2 separate regions of the Homo sapiens genome follow, and region 1 is linked to region 2. A link is a loop called in an ENCODE intact Hi-C map of the cell type or tissue named here. Cell type or tissue: HepG2. All regions are shown on one strand. Links, peaks and the distances in the headings refer to the core of each region. The heading gives the core; the rest is flanking DNA.

Region 1 (7,571 bases), core at 1,409-6,408, 69 kb after region 2:
CTTTATAGAGCAGAGAGATAGATGTAGTCCCTTAAGGCTTAACTTGTGAGCATCAGCATTGACTGAAAAGAGCTAATTTACCATTTTCCAAAAGGAAATGGGGTTGAGAAGAATGATTGCAGCAAAAGTGCTTAAACAGAAAGAGCATCACAGCTTTTTATTAAATTATTGTTTGGGATGTTTTTGCAAACGTCAATCTTTCTGTGACATTTTACGGGGTAACAAGATTTTGGTGTTTGTGAAACATCACATTTTGAAATTACCCCAAACTAGAGTTCTCCTGCCTCTCTTTGTCAAATCGACACTGGGTACAAGCTTAAGAATCTCGAGTGACTGATGTATTAGCTAAAATTCTTTGGATTGCAAGTGACAAAAGTAAAGTTGAGTTAAATAAAAAGGTGTGTGTGTGAGGGAATCTGGTGTAAAAGAAAAGGAAAGAACGTCAGGAAAGGAAATTCATGTAGGCCCCTGGAATGTTTGGGGAGTCAATTCTGGAAAGCCCTCTGGTGTCTCTCCTTTCTGGGCTGCCCCTCCATGCACTTTGCTCTAACCTTCTTGATCTCAGCATATCTGCTTTTTAGGTCATGTTAAGGCTTTCCTGTAGCTTCTACATGACATACTTTAATTTCAGTCTCCCACAGTTACTGCACAACAGTTTAAATCCCTGTTCCACGTTATTGGGAGAGACAATCTATTTGCCACCCACCCTCCACTCTTTTAGGTCAGAAAGCCACCTCAGTTCATAATATGAACATGGCATCTGGGGGCCCAGCTTTGTAGATTTTGGGGCATGGAGGGTGAGCAGTTTCCAGAAAAAGAAAGTTGTCATGGGCTTGGTGGATATACCAAAGTCATCTATGCTATCATGCCCAGAATGCTGCCTGACACAGAGAAGACTCTCAATAAATACTTAGCAAATGAAATATGTGTTGACCAAATGCACCAGCAAGGGTAGAACATGTTTGCATTTTGAATGTTACAATAGTAGAGCTTTATGAACTGATTGCTGTTATAGTTAAATTTTAACTAAACTTATATTAGTTAAAATCATTTGACTTCAGGCTGTTTTTATGCATTTTTGAAATCATTTTAAAATTAAAAAAATATAATTTTCTGTGAGAACAGCATTGAATGACTTAACAATAAACATATTTGTTCATTTTAATAGTGTTTTTTTCCTGTTTTTAAAATATTTATTTTACATTCATGAAGACTAAGCCTGGAGTAATTCGCCCAGTACCTGTAAAATCCAGAATATTACTGAAAAAAGAGGAGGAAGTCTATGAACCCAACCCTTTCAGTAAATACTTGGAAGATAACAGCGACCTCTTTTCTGAACAGGTGAGCACATACAAGAGAAAATGTTTGCTATTTTGATAAATATAAATATATATAAAATATATATAAATATATAAATATATTTTGATAAATATAAAATAAAGATGTCTCTATGAATATAGTATGCGTAAGAACATGTTCATTTGATTGGAATATATTTGGTAATGAAAAATGCTTGCATAATAAATAGAAGTTGCTAAATAATTCAAGAATAATATTTTGAAGCATTTTAATGTGTTTTTTTTTTTTTCTAAAACTTGTCTATCTAGTGCTGGTATTGTTTTGGAGACCAAGATGTTGCTCTCTATAAAGACATCACAAAATCACTGATTGGATGGGTCATATAGGTGTTGCATTCTTATTTCTAAAATCCTGCTTCCAGCTGGATACAGTGGCTCATGTCTATAATCCCAGCACTTTGGGAAGCCAAGGCAGGAGTATTGCTTGACCCCAGGAGTTTGAGACAAGCCTGGGCAACATGGTAAAACCCCATCTCTACAACAAATTAAAAAAAATATATAGCTGGGTATGGTGGCGTGTGCCTGTGGTCCCAGCTACTTGGCAGGCTGAAGTGGGAGAATTGTTGAAGCCCAGGCGGTTGAGGCTCCAGTGAGCAAGTAATCATGCCACTGCACTCCAGCCTGGGTGACAGAGCAAGACCCTGTCTCAAAAAATAAAATAAAATCTTGCCTCCTTTTGAAGAGATGGAATATTTTAGATTTGGTATACTGAAGTTGACAAAAGTCCTGTTTAGATTCATATTAACAGAGACGATGCAGTCTCCCAGATTGGGAAGTAATAGTAACAGAATCGGGGATCAAGTCATATTTAGGATTTGTTGTTCATTTTGTTTATGTTTGAAAAGTCTATACTAGATTCTCCTTATATATGTTGAAGGAGGTATAATGGAGAATTGTCAATGGTGCTTTATATTTGTGAAAAATATGAAAATACACATTTATGCAATATAAAACTTCATAATGAATAGCAGAGATTTTAAATCTTTGTCATATTAAAATGCAGCAAAGAGTATGGGCTATATATTTTATTGAGAGATTGAAATATGAAATTAATAAGCAATGTAAGATATTCAGAAAACTTTCTGAATACAGTCAGGACATGTAAGATCATCATATTTTATAATCCATAATAAAATAGATTTAGGAATATAAGGTGTTATGCTCTTTTTAAAATTTTAGTTTGAAAATAATAACTAACAATATTCTTGAAAATATAAATTATAATTACATTTATATTTATATTTATAAAACATAAAGAATCTCTTATCTGATGTGTTAGCTCTGTGACCATGGGCAAGTGGTGTTATCTCTCTAGGCTTCAGTTTCTTTCTTTCTTCCTTTCTTTTTTTTTTTGAGATGGAGTTTCGCTCTGTTGTCTAGGCTGGAGCTCAATGGCGCCATCTCGGCTCACTGCAACCTCCGCCTCTTGGGTTCAAGCGATTCTCCTGCCTCAGCTTCCTGAGTAGCTGGGATTACAGGCGCCTGCCACCACTCCCGGCTAATTTTTGTAATTTTAGTAGAGACAGGGTTTCACCATGCCGGCCAGGCTGGTCTCAAACTCGTGACCTCAGGCGATCTGCCGGCCTCCGCCTCCCAAAGTGCTGGGATTACAGCCGTGAGCCACCGCGCCCGGCTGGCTTCAGTTTCTTAATGCACAAAATGAGGTGTTCAGATTAGGTACCTTTTAAGGATCCTTTAAACACTAAAATTTGCATTACTTAAAATCTATGATTAACCATAACTGGGTCTGAAATCCCTATGTAACCTTGAAAAAGTTCATTACAAATACTTTTTATGATTAGTTCTAGTTTTTATTTACAAAATTCAGATGAAAATATTTTCCATTGATTTATATACACTTTCTGAGAAGGCTATGATTTATAAGTCTGATTTTTTTAGAAGGCATTGATATGATCAAAAATGATAATTAGAGGCAATTATTTTAATTTTCTGGAATAAAATTATAGACCTCAAATTAAATTAAATAGGGAAATTTTGTTGATATATAAGGTTGCCTTCACTAATTCCATACATAACAGAAATGGAAACTCCTGTGGGGAAAACATTTTTTTATCATTAACAAAAGCACTTATGAAATATCTATTGCTTGTATGACACTAATATTTTAGTGGCTTTTAGTATGAAGTTTTAGACAGTATGGGATAATTATAAAATGTTTATAAAAATAATTTAGCAGTTATATGAAAATCAAACCACTAACAGTTAAATTTCACATATTATCCATGGAACCTACATTGTTCAAAATATGATCCAATGCTGGAAGATAATAACTTTATTCTTCTGTGTGAGTATAATTTTAAATTCATGCATTTTACTTCAAGCAAGACTCCTTGTAGAGTATTGAGTTAATCTACCTGTAATTTACGACATGTACTGTCTACTGAAATGATAAATTCCATTTTCAAGTGCAGAAAATTCTTGTCATTAAAAATAATTGCCATTTCTTTTCGTTGCTTTTTCTGACTATAAAGTAAGTTTAAAGCTCTTTTTACATTACAACATAAATCTATTTATTTCTAAATACTTGGCTGAAAATTTGACCTATTTTGCAAATCTTAAGTTACCACAGACCTAATCTTATCTATATTTTCTTTCAACCAATTTATCCTCATTTGTATCCCCATTTGAATGTGGAACATGAGAAGTAATAGCAGACAATGCACTGTCAGAATTGAAAGAAGCCTAGCATACCACTTAAAAGTGAATTCCAAAGGTCCCCTGGCCTTATTCATTGACCTGGCATGAAAGGGAAAGATAAGATAGAACCTTGGGACCACTGAACACCTGGGAAACGGCATGTACTGTCAACTGGCCTTTTTATGTTGAGCTTTAACTATCATCTCATTGTGTCCAGAATCTACAATGGAGAGATACCAAAACAGCTCTCAAGGGTAGATGCTTACGTCTGCTTAAAAAATAACTTGAATAATAAAATGTATAATCTCAGCATTGCTACTTCATCAGAACCTCAATAGAAGAAAGTGTACTCAAATTCATTTCTAGTCACTATTGTCTTCTCTTACACTGCTGCCACAGAATAAATTGAATGGTTCCAAACTCAGCTGATCTCATCCACCCATGTAATGGAAAATTCTTTAGCCAGACAGTTGGGCCAAATGGAAGTAGCTCACAGTCACTAATCTGCCTTGTACTGGGGACAGTTCCACATGACAGGAGATGTTGGATGGGATTGTTAAGTCAATAAATTTTTCCTAGCAGCTTCACTGCCATTAGATATGATTTCAAAATTCTGTTACAAAATGTCAGACACTAAAGATGATAATGAGACCTGACAGAAATGTATTTACTGTAGTTCAAAAAGGTGCAGCTGGGCAGCCTTTTGACCTGATTATGAGCTGAAAATTTGCCTGGAAACAGCTGCTGAGTTCTAACAGCCAAGTTTGAAACCAAATGCATAATCAAGTCATCGAAATTTACTAGCCAACAACTTTTACATCAAAGTGGCATAGGCCAGGAAGCATCATTGTATATTAGATTTTTTTTTAAAAAAACGAAACCTTCAAAATGAAGATTATGCTTTTCTGAAATTGTCTTCGTTCATTATTAATTAATAATTAATCTTCACTCGTTATTCAGTTAATTTATTATTGTGCCAATTTGTGGTGCTTTTCAGTTATTACAAAATGTCCTCACACTTTGCCATAAATCTATGGATTTAAAAACTGTGGTGGTGTGTTTAAAGCATATTTTTATTGATAACTAAAAGTAGAGCTGGAAAATAATTAGCAAAATTCATTGGACTAATGGGCATCCAGAAGACATACAGGCTCAGAAAAGCAATTTGCTGATGAGAATGAAGATGCTAAAGAGCTGAATGGTATTTAGTTTATTCTGACTATTTATGAATTTGCAAAATATATTGCTTGTTTTCTGATCATTTAATATGTGTAATTAGATAAAGAGGATTTCATTGAAGATTTTTGGTTTAATATAAAAGGGCAATAATTCACCTCATTTACATAAAGTGTTATGTAAAAATCCTCTCTTTATAAATTAATAATGCAACTCATAGTATTAGATATATTGATACTTTCTTAAAGCCCTAAGGAAATGTGTGAAAAAAGGTTTTGGATAGAATTAAAGGGAGAATATTGTTTCATCTGATTTTCCAAGAAATATTTTTCTTTTTTTTTTCCGTTTGTGAGAAATAACACTTTCCAGCATGTATGCCTCTTAAAATTTATTTTTCTTCTACTCTGTTTAAATGGGAGAGAGAACATATTTTCTATGAAGATGACCATTTAGAGAATTTCCTCTGTGCTACCTCACAGAGAACATAAAAGGGTAATTATAGAGACTTTTCCTTGTTATAGTATTTCATTCCCGCTTTTCTTCTGAGTTTTTTTTAGACATCTGACTTGCCTCTTTTCCCTACCAAAATGACTATGCTTGACATTCAACTTTGATGATTATGTCAGTGACTTTCAGGTTTCTATCTAATGATTCATCAAGTTGTATTTCAACTGTGACCTTCAACTTCCCTTCTTTATGTCACCCACATGTTAATATTACAGGATAAATACCTTTGTCGTAGGTGAAACTGACAATACTGCCTTTTACTCTCTCTGAAAAACTCTGGCTTTGTCACAAACTACCACTTTTTCAACATTTGTTTCTCAATCAAGATGGCCCATATTCTTCTGTCATAAAATCATCTTTTATAATTGCTAACATTTTATTGAGAAATATTTTGGGGTAAATGTTTAAATGAACCTTTTTAGGTGTAGAAATGAATTAGTGGTTTGCTAGATTGTTTTAACGAGAGGAAAGCTGCAATTTCTTGTAGTGTTACATTTCTTTGGGAAGGTTTACGAACAGAGATTTGGCTTCTCTAAGTTTTGCCATGTTTTTTTTTTTTAATTTAAGGACTGAAGTCCTTATGAGTTTTCTCTATTTTGCTTTGCTTCCTTCCTTTATATGAAAGATGTAATAGACAATTTAGCATAAACAGGTTATGTTCTATACATAATAGACAAATTATCATCAGCACGATAAACTAGTTTCTTAGTATATATCTTTTTTAAAAATTGTCTTTTTGAGACAATATTTGCCTTTTCCTCCAAAATATAGTTAGATAGGCTCACTTCTTCATACACAGAATTTCCATCACCTCTGCACCCCCCCCCCCTTTTTTGACATTTCTTTTCTCTTGATTTTATGTGTGCATCAAGTTTGGAAAATTGTAACCTATGCTTTAGATTATTCTGTTGGCAATTGTCAGTTGTTAACAGGAATTTCTTTTCCATGCCCCTCTTCAGCTGCCTTATGTAGGAGTAAAAATCTTAAAGAGATTTTTATTTGCTTTTAAAACAGCAAACACCCAAAGAAGACTTATTTGCCACTCTATCATAATGGTCTGAAGCATTATTTGCTTAACAAATAGTTGGTGGATATGTAGTGTCTGTTAATATCCCAATTTACTAGGAAACAATGACCTTTTGAAAGTTTTACGCAAATGTGTTCTATGTTTTGTTAACACATGATGTTTGTATGTATATTTATTCAAGGGAGATTGGCCACTGCCATATTTAGAACCTCTCATACAAAGTACACTCCAGTTTAAAAATAGGTCTTTGTAATCCCAGCACTTTGGGAGGCCGAGGTGGGCGGATCACGAGGTCAGGAGATGAAGACCATCCTGGCTAACACGGTGAAACCCCGTCTCTACTAAAAAAATTACAAAAAATCAGCAGGGTGTGGTGGCGGGTGCCTGTGGTCCCAGCTACTCGGGAGGCTGAGGCGGGAGAATGGCGTGAACCCAGTAGGAGGAGCTTGCAGTGAGCTGAGATCGTGCCACTGCACTCCAGGCTGGGCAACAGAGCGAGACTCCATCTCAAAAAAAATAGGTCTTTGTTAAAATAGAATGTTTTAATTCTTTATTGGTTTTATCTGTAAGGTATTAAACAACAACATTTCAAAAGAGAGAGAGGATATCTATGTAAAAATAATTTTAAATAATATCCAAAATAAATGTTATTCTGAGATTAGAAAGTTCAAAAATTTTGTTTGTTGGCTGCGTGCAGTGGCTCACGCCTGTAATCCCAGCTCTTTGGGAGGCTGAGGTAGAAGGATTGCTTGAGCCCAGGAGTCTGAGACCAGCCTGAGAAACATAGGGAGACCACATCTCTACAAAAAATTTAAAAATCAGCCAGGTGTGGTGGCATGCATTTG
Region 2 (7,571 bases), core at 1,244-6,243:
TGTCAGTGATTGGCTGTTGGGTTAGCTGGTGGCTGGTTAGCTGTCTGGTGGCTGAGTAGTTGTGTGCTGAGACGTGGTCTTGTATCTTCCAGTAAACTAGCCTGAGCTCATTCATATTATGGCAATGTTCTGCACGTAACAAGCCAGTAAGCCTCAATGCACAAATGTTTTTCAAGATACTGCTTCTTGTATTGCATCTGATAATGTTGTATGGGCCAAAACAAGTCATTTGGCTATCCAGATTAAAAGGTGGAACAAAAGACTGCGTTTATGATGGAATGAATGGGAAAGAACAGAGAATTGTGGGTACTTTCACTATTCACCACAATGATATTTATTATCATGTTTTTAAAAGATTGAGAGAATTTCTGTTTTATATCTATGTTAGGATCAGGGAGCTAGGAAAAAATTAAAAAGGATAAGTACATAGGTTATGGGGAATAACTGATGAAATGAGATTTCTAAGAGGGCAAGAGCTGCTGTGATTCAGAGTACACAAGGAGAATTCACCTTTTACAAAGCGAAAGTTTTTTTCATTCATCTTTCCTTAGAATGAGGGAAAGGGAATGAAGATGATACTACCAAAATTCACTTTCCTGGTAATCTCAATTTTCCTTGGAGTAAAGAAATCTAGGCCATCTGTTGAGCATAATGGGAGAAATAGTAGGTTAAGGGTTTGTGGAGAATGTAAAGTTTTTGGAAAAGCTGTTCATCAGAACAGTAGAGGAAGCCAAGGTCCAAACAACAACAACAAAAAAGAAAACACAAATCAACCAACCAAAAAATCGAGAGGTGCAGGACCCAGCTGAGACTATAGACATTGAACTTGTGCTTTCACCAGTCTACAGTGACTCAGCCAGCCCATATGTGAATTGAGAAAACCTCCCCTTCTGCAGGGGAATTCAGTGCAGGGGAAACCAGCCCCACTCAGCTTGCGCCCTTGTACAGGATGGTTTGCAAAATAGGTGCTGTGGTCCTATTAAAAAGTGGTATCAATTTTCTTTTTCTTATAGCAACTTTTGGTAGACTAGGTCTAGAAACATAATGGCAGTTGCTGGGATTGGTTTAAGAATGAAGGTTTGCTAAGTTGATTGGCAAGAGAGGATTGGCAAGAAACCACAATAGCTAGAATGTTGGCAATGCTGGCAAGAAGGTTGAGATTGAACAAAGTATTACTGAAACTTAAAAAATAGGGGATGAGGGGTGTGAGACTGGATAGCAAGAGAGGGGCTTCGTCATGAAGGAAGTATCTGTAGTTCATGGTAGACACAAAGAAACCAGTGATGAGGTCTTGAGCATAGGTGATCAGATTTTAAAAGTTCAATCTGGTGATAGGTTAAATAGGCTGCAACTACAAGTAAGAACACCAGAAAAGATTATTTAATGTGTTCAGGTAAGAAAGGCTGAGAATCTTCCCTGTAGCATTACAAGCATTCATCAGAGAGAAGAGGACAAATCAATAATAGCTAAGTTTAGGAGGCCGAGCTGCCATTATGCAATGATTGGTATGTGACGACAAGGGAGAATCTGGGGTTTCTGCCTCATGTAGCTGTACAGATTCAGGAGGAAGAGCACAACTATATACGATCCACATCTGGTGCTGTCAGAATCTCAGAAAGTATTCAAGATACTAGGTAGCAGATCAGTCACTTCAGTTTTTATTCAAATGCTTTGAAATCTCATAGAAACATCAGGGAAAATTGAATATATATACAGGAGCAGTTTATTTTAGATTTACAGGCAGTAAAAATACAAGGCAGTTCTACAATAGAGATTGGTTGTTAAAATAATTGATGGTCTCTATTACATAGGATCTGAGGGTGAATTTATGATTAGGATCATCTACTTACCTAATGATAGGAGCACATTTCATCTTCTGTTACTGAGATTATTGTGAATGTTTTCCAGAGTTCCAGATAGCCTTTCTAGGAGAAGAGAGTTTTGAAAATGACTTTAGAGAGAGTGTATGGCAAGGGGGGCTCAGGGAACCAGCATAGTTCTGGGTATTGGAAAACATGGTCATTGGTAGCTCTAGAGAGGTGTTTGAAGCAAAGGAATCAATAAAGATGAGGTAAGAAATAAATGGTAAAGAAAACCTAGAACAGCCTTGAGGGAGAAGGAGTTAGAGCATCAGTAACAAACCTTGAGAACAACATAGAGGGTTATGAATGGTAGAGGAAGAAGAGATGGAAATAATTTGTGTTAAATAGATGCCAATAGGGAAGTTTGGGATCACTAATAAGGGATTTACAGGAAGAGGTAAAATGAAGGACTGATTCTGAGCTACTGACTGAGAATTTGACAGGTGCCCATGTATTCTTTCTGCATACATATTTTCATGCCTTTACTTCCTCTTTTTAAAAATTTATTAATTAGAGAAACTCAGGAAAATCAATCTTTTTATAAAAAAAGAATCCTTCACCCCTGAGAATTTTATAAAATATGGTGTCACATTTTTATATTGGTACAAATTAGGATACATCGTGGCATATTTGCAAGTTAGAAAGGAATATGTTGCATATACTTATTAATATATTAAGAAAATATAATAAAAATTATGTGCAGATTAATATAAACATGGTAAACATCTTTAGACTTTTCAGAGCCTTTCTCTTAGAAGTTCCTTAAAAATCAATGTTTTAAATATATTAAAAAGTATAATAAAATTCTGAGATATTTATATTAGGTAAAATATTAATTAATGTAGTAGAATGTTTGGTCATTAGAAGCCATAGTTTTGAGGAAATTGGAGAGGTTAGTCTTTTCCTCTGAATGAGACCCTAACAGTTACAGCTCTATGGTCTTAGCATAGTGATAATTTGGTGAATAATCAATCAGGGTAAATAACTGAGTTTGTCATATACATTAAAGTTATTTGGAAACAGCAGAACTGAAAAGGTAATGAGAGTTTTGTGACTGCTGTTATTAATTTACAGAATTCTTTACCAAACAGCTATTCCAGGCATAGTACAACATGCAAAGACACACTACACAGTCTAGAAATGTTTCTATATTCTTTTCATTAGGAGAGATCAATCATAGGAAACAATTAGAGAAGACTTTTCTTTGTGGTAAAAAAAAAAATTCCCTGGATACACTATTTACCCTAAAAGAACAATTTCTTAAACATTAATTATGTATTTAACTAAAATGATTGCATAACTCCAAATAAGACATTGTCATGCTTGTAGTGACAGAAACATTCAGCTGCCCAGCTAGTAGTGTTTGGATTTAAATATATCTCTAACCAAATGCATCAGTTACATAAACATTGGCTAAGCAGAGTTGTTTCTAAATAAAACTTATACGAGTGAATTGCTAAGCTTTCTTCTTCCATTTGATTCAATTCTGCTTGACTTTTAATTATCTCTGATTTTCCCATATTCTGGGTTACGCCAATATATTCAGGTGTTATTTATGTAGCAAGAATTCTTCCGTGTTGCAAAGATACAAATTCACATATAAAAGAAAAGAATATTTTGGGTATGTTTACTTAGAAACTTGGAAGTTTGGGATGAGTGTTTGAATTTGCCAGTTTTAAATATTTTTAGAGATTAAAACTATATGACATGAAAACCTCTGCATTAGGTCTGATGGAAATCTTAAAATGTTATAAGCAAAATCAAGAAATATCTTTTACTTTATTTGTAAAGTTTTGCTAAGTTTGATTGTTATGTTTATATACATTTTCCTGCTATGTGCTTAATGAATATCTATATGTAAATCTTAATATTTATTGATATTTTGAATGATTGATATTCCCTAAATTCTTTATTAGACATGCATGTTTATTATTTCTTTTATATATTGACATAATCAAATCAATGACTTTTAAGGGAAAGTTCTGTTTAAAAGGTGTTCAAAGTATTTATAACTTCAGTGCTTATCTTAAAGTACTAGATGATTTTTAAAATGGCACAAGACTACCTACATCCAGTTGTTTCACAGGCTCTCCCTAGCTTCTCTTGTAAAATGATGAATTGTTCTTTATTTCCTCTTTATTTGGTTTCTTTATTTCCTCTTTATTTGGATTGGTGGGTTTCCTTGTTTCAGGTGGATTGTATTTGTAAAGTGTTCGGGCTTCTTTTGACACAAAAGAGAGCCTATTTCTTCCAGCATGACCCAAATCATTTGTTAAATGTTCATTATATGTTCATGTTAAATGTTCATTCTGGCAAATAATTAGGAAAAATAAGCTAAAACTTCCTGTTTAATTTGGACTTTGCTTTCACTCTCTCAATTTATCATTCTGTGTTGACATTGGGTGTTTCATCATTTGAATTCCAGGCACTTTTCCAAGTTCACAGCATGTAGGAGTTAAGTAGTAGAAACTCTCAGAATTTTAAACACTTGAAGTGTGTTAAAGTTTTTTTAAGACTTGTAGTCGTTATTATAATATCATCCTTTATATTCTTACAATAGAAGAAAATAATTTTCCAAAGTGAAATTTGCAATTTATACTGATGGTGATTTAAATCTTTCCAAATCACACAATTCAAAATTAAGATAACTATTTTAGATGCTGTCAACGAATTATCTTCCAACTATGCAATACAATTTTACATTGATTTCATTCTGTGGGATAAATGAGGTATAGGATGTAATGCTTCACAGCTTATTTGTATCTTATTTCGAATTCAGAGCAAGGCCTCATTAGCAAAATAGAATTTCCTTCATTTTTGTGGAGGTTTAAGATGCCTCCTTTTGTGTAAATTGTTTGTATAATCGCACAAGTGACAAGAATATTTTGATCGTTTCACAAATAATGTCCTATTTCAATCTGTCTATTTCTCTTTCCTCTAGTTAACTTCTTCTCCCACTACCTCTGAGCAGCTTGCCTGTAAACCACCTGCTTTCTCCTTTGTTTCTCCAACTAATCCGAACACACCACCCGACCCAGTTAACCTCGAGGGAGCCTCTGTCCTAGAGGAGTTCCACACTAGGAGGCTGGATGTCGGTGGGGCCGTGGTGGAAGAATCAGCTACGTATTTTCAAACTACCGCTCACTCTACACCCTTTTCTGCATCGAAGGGCACCTCCTCGACGTTACTGTTTCCCCATTCCACTCAACTATCAGGTTCTAATTTACCCAGTTCAACTGCAGCAGATCCAAAGCCTGGACTGACCTCTGAAGTTCTCAAGAAGACAACTTTAACCTCGCATGTCCTTAGTCACGGAGAAAGTCCGAGAACCTCTTCTTCTCCACCGTCCTCCAGTGCTTCTCTGAAGTCGAATTCGGCCTCGTACATACCAGTCCGCATTGTCACGCATTCACTCTCTCCGAGCCCCAAACCATTTACCTCCTCTTTCCACGGCTCTTCTTCCACCATCTGCAGCCAAATGTCATCTAGTGGAAATCTTTCAAAGTCAGGGGTAAAATCCCCGGTGCCTTCCCGGCTTGCCCTTCTCACTGCCATTCTCAAGTCAAACCCTTCCCACCAAAGACCCTTTTCCCCTGCATCCTGTCCCACCTTCTCTCTCAACTCCCCGGCCTCTTCCACGCTCACACTTGACCAAAAAGAAAAGCAGACCCCACCCACGCCTAAAAAATCTCTCTCAAGTTGTTCCCTGAGAGCCGGGTCACCAGATCAAGGGGAACTCCAGGTTTCTGAATTGACCCAGCAATCTTTTCACCTGCCTGTTTTCACCAAGTCTACTCCGCTTTCTCAGGCGCCCTCCCTCTCTCCTACAAAACAGGCTAGTAGCAGCCTTGCTTCCATGAATGTAGAGAGAACACCATCACCTACTTTGAAGAGCAATACCATGCTCTCCCTGCTACAAACCAGTACATCCAGTTCTGTGGGTCTTCCTCCTGTTCCACCAAGCTCTTCTCTTTCCTCTTTGAAGAGTAAACAGGATGGTGACCTCAGGGGTCCAGAAAACCCCAGAAACATTCACACGTACCCTTCTACATTAGCCTCCTCTGCATTATCTTCTCTATCTCCTCCTATTAATCAAAGAGCTACGTTCTCTTCTTCAGAGAAATGTTTCCATCCTTCCCCAGCTCTTTCAAGCCTGATAAACAGATCTAAAAGAGCATCATCCCAACTATCTGGCCAGGAGCTGAATCCTTCAGCTCTTCCTTCACTCCCTGTCTCCAGTGCTGACTTTGCCTCTCTTCCCAACTTGAGGTCCTCCTCTCTCCCTCATGCCAATCTGCCCACCCTGGTGCCCCAGCTCAGTCCCTCAGCTCTGCACCCACATTGCGGCAGTGGTACCTTGCCTTCAAGACTTGGGAAATCTGAAAGCACCACCCCCAACCACAGGTCACCTGTTTCAACCCCATCACTTCCCATATCTCTAACAAGGACAGAGGAGCTGATTTCACCTTGTGCATTGTCCATGTCAACAGGCCCAGAAAATAAGAAATCAAAGGTATTTTTTGCATGTTGCATGGTGCATGCTTATTTTGAAACAGGGAAGAATCTTTTTTTTTTCCCCAAGGCAGAAATCAATAATTATAGTATTAATTGTACTCCTACAAGGAGGAAGAAAAAGTGCAAGACGGTACCAGGACTTGGTATATTTGAATGTGTAAATGAATTATAATCTGTATAGAATTATGTGTTTCAGTCAAATCCTTTGATTTTGAAAATCCTCTTTCTCTTCCTAACTTCTTATATCTATGACTCCAAGGGTATTATTTTTCCTCAGACATAATATGAGTTATATCATTGGCCCTAATGACAGAATTAAAAGCAAGTAGTAGAGATTCAGGACTATGATATGTTTCTGATTGTTTATTAACAGGGACCCTAGCATCCATCCAAATATCCTGTACTGATGGAATAGTAGACAGGATTAATATAAAATGGAATATTATCTTAGATCTAGGCCTGTGACATAGCCAAGCACGTTCTCGTAGCAGAAAGCAACTCTACACTAAGGCATGCTGGCTTCCCAACTATTCTCAAGTAATTCAGATTGTGGATCACCCATACCCAGAATTTGATAGCTGTTATATCAATAAAACAAAACAGTTAAAGTGCCTGCATAAGAAGGGGTGGTGATTTTCAGCTCAGCACATTGAAATAATGTAGTTTTAGAGCTTTGAAATACCATGGAGAGTATGTTTCACTGTCACTTTTCAGATGATGAATGTCACGTTGAAGGGATAAAGTGACCCTCATTATCTTGTAAATGATGTCACAAAACAATTCAAGTCAAAAACATGCATTAAATACCTGCTATATGTGTACCACTATACTAGCTTTCTTTAGAGTGTGTGTGGTTTCTTTTAAAGGGAAGTAAGAGATTTTTTTTGTCTTAGAATAATTCAATTTTAATCAGTAGAAAAAAATATACACAATTTGGAGAGGCTATATACAGTTATTAAATCTACAGTACAGCTAGAAAACCAATATAAGGCAAAATTAATTGTGTAAGTCAGATTATAAATAATCATCAACTGAGTTCAATATAACAGGAGTAATGTGATGGAACATGGTTAGTAAGGGAAGTTATAAAAAATGTCAGGCCTGTCGGAAATATTTAGGATTTAACTTAATGAAGAGGAAAGAAGTTGGCATTTCAGAAATGGAAAACAATCTGACCAAATATACAGAAGATGA

The links. Peaks named below come from ENCODE experiments on the same cell type or tissue, not always from the same donor. Only the 100,000 strongest peaks of a DNase experiment are listed, where the experiment ranks them.
Region 1: it touches region 2 in a loop (2.1-fold over the local background); 1 of 110 quality-filtered maps calls a loop at or near these places.

What each region holds. Positions count from the first base shown.
Region 1 is chr6:54,200,893-54,208,463 of GRCh38, forward strand. It overlaps MLIP (muscular LMNA interacting protein), which reads left to right. Exons shown (of 14, transcript NM_001281747.2): 11 at 1,213-1,341. Among named protein-coding and RNA genes, the nearest start is that of MLIP, 93 kb to the left of the region's middle. In HepG2, for the core only: no CTCF peak of the experiment used is centred there; DNase peaks (open chromatin) are centred at 4,119 and 4,509.
Region 2 is chr6:54,131,912-54,139,482 of GRCh38, forward strand. It overlaps MLIP (muscular LMNA interacting protein), which reads left to right. Exons shown (of 14, transcript NM_001281747.2): 4 at 4,804-6,375. Among named protein-coding and RNA genes, the nearest start is that of MLIP, 24 kb to the left of the region's middle. In HepG2, for the core only: no CTCF peak of the experiment used is centred there; a DNase peak (open chromatin) is centred at 4,270; H3K4me3 peaks cover 298 bases.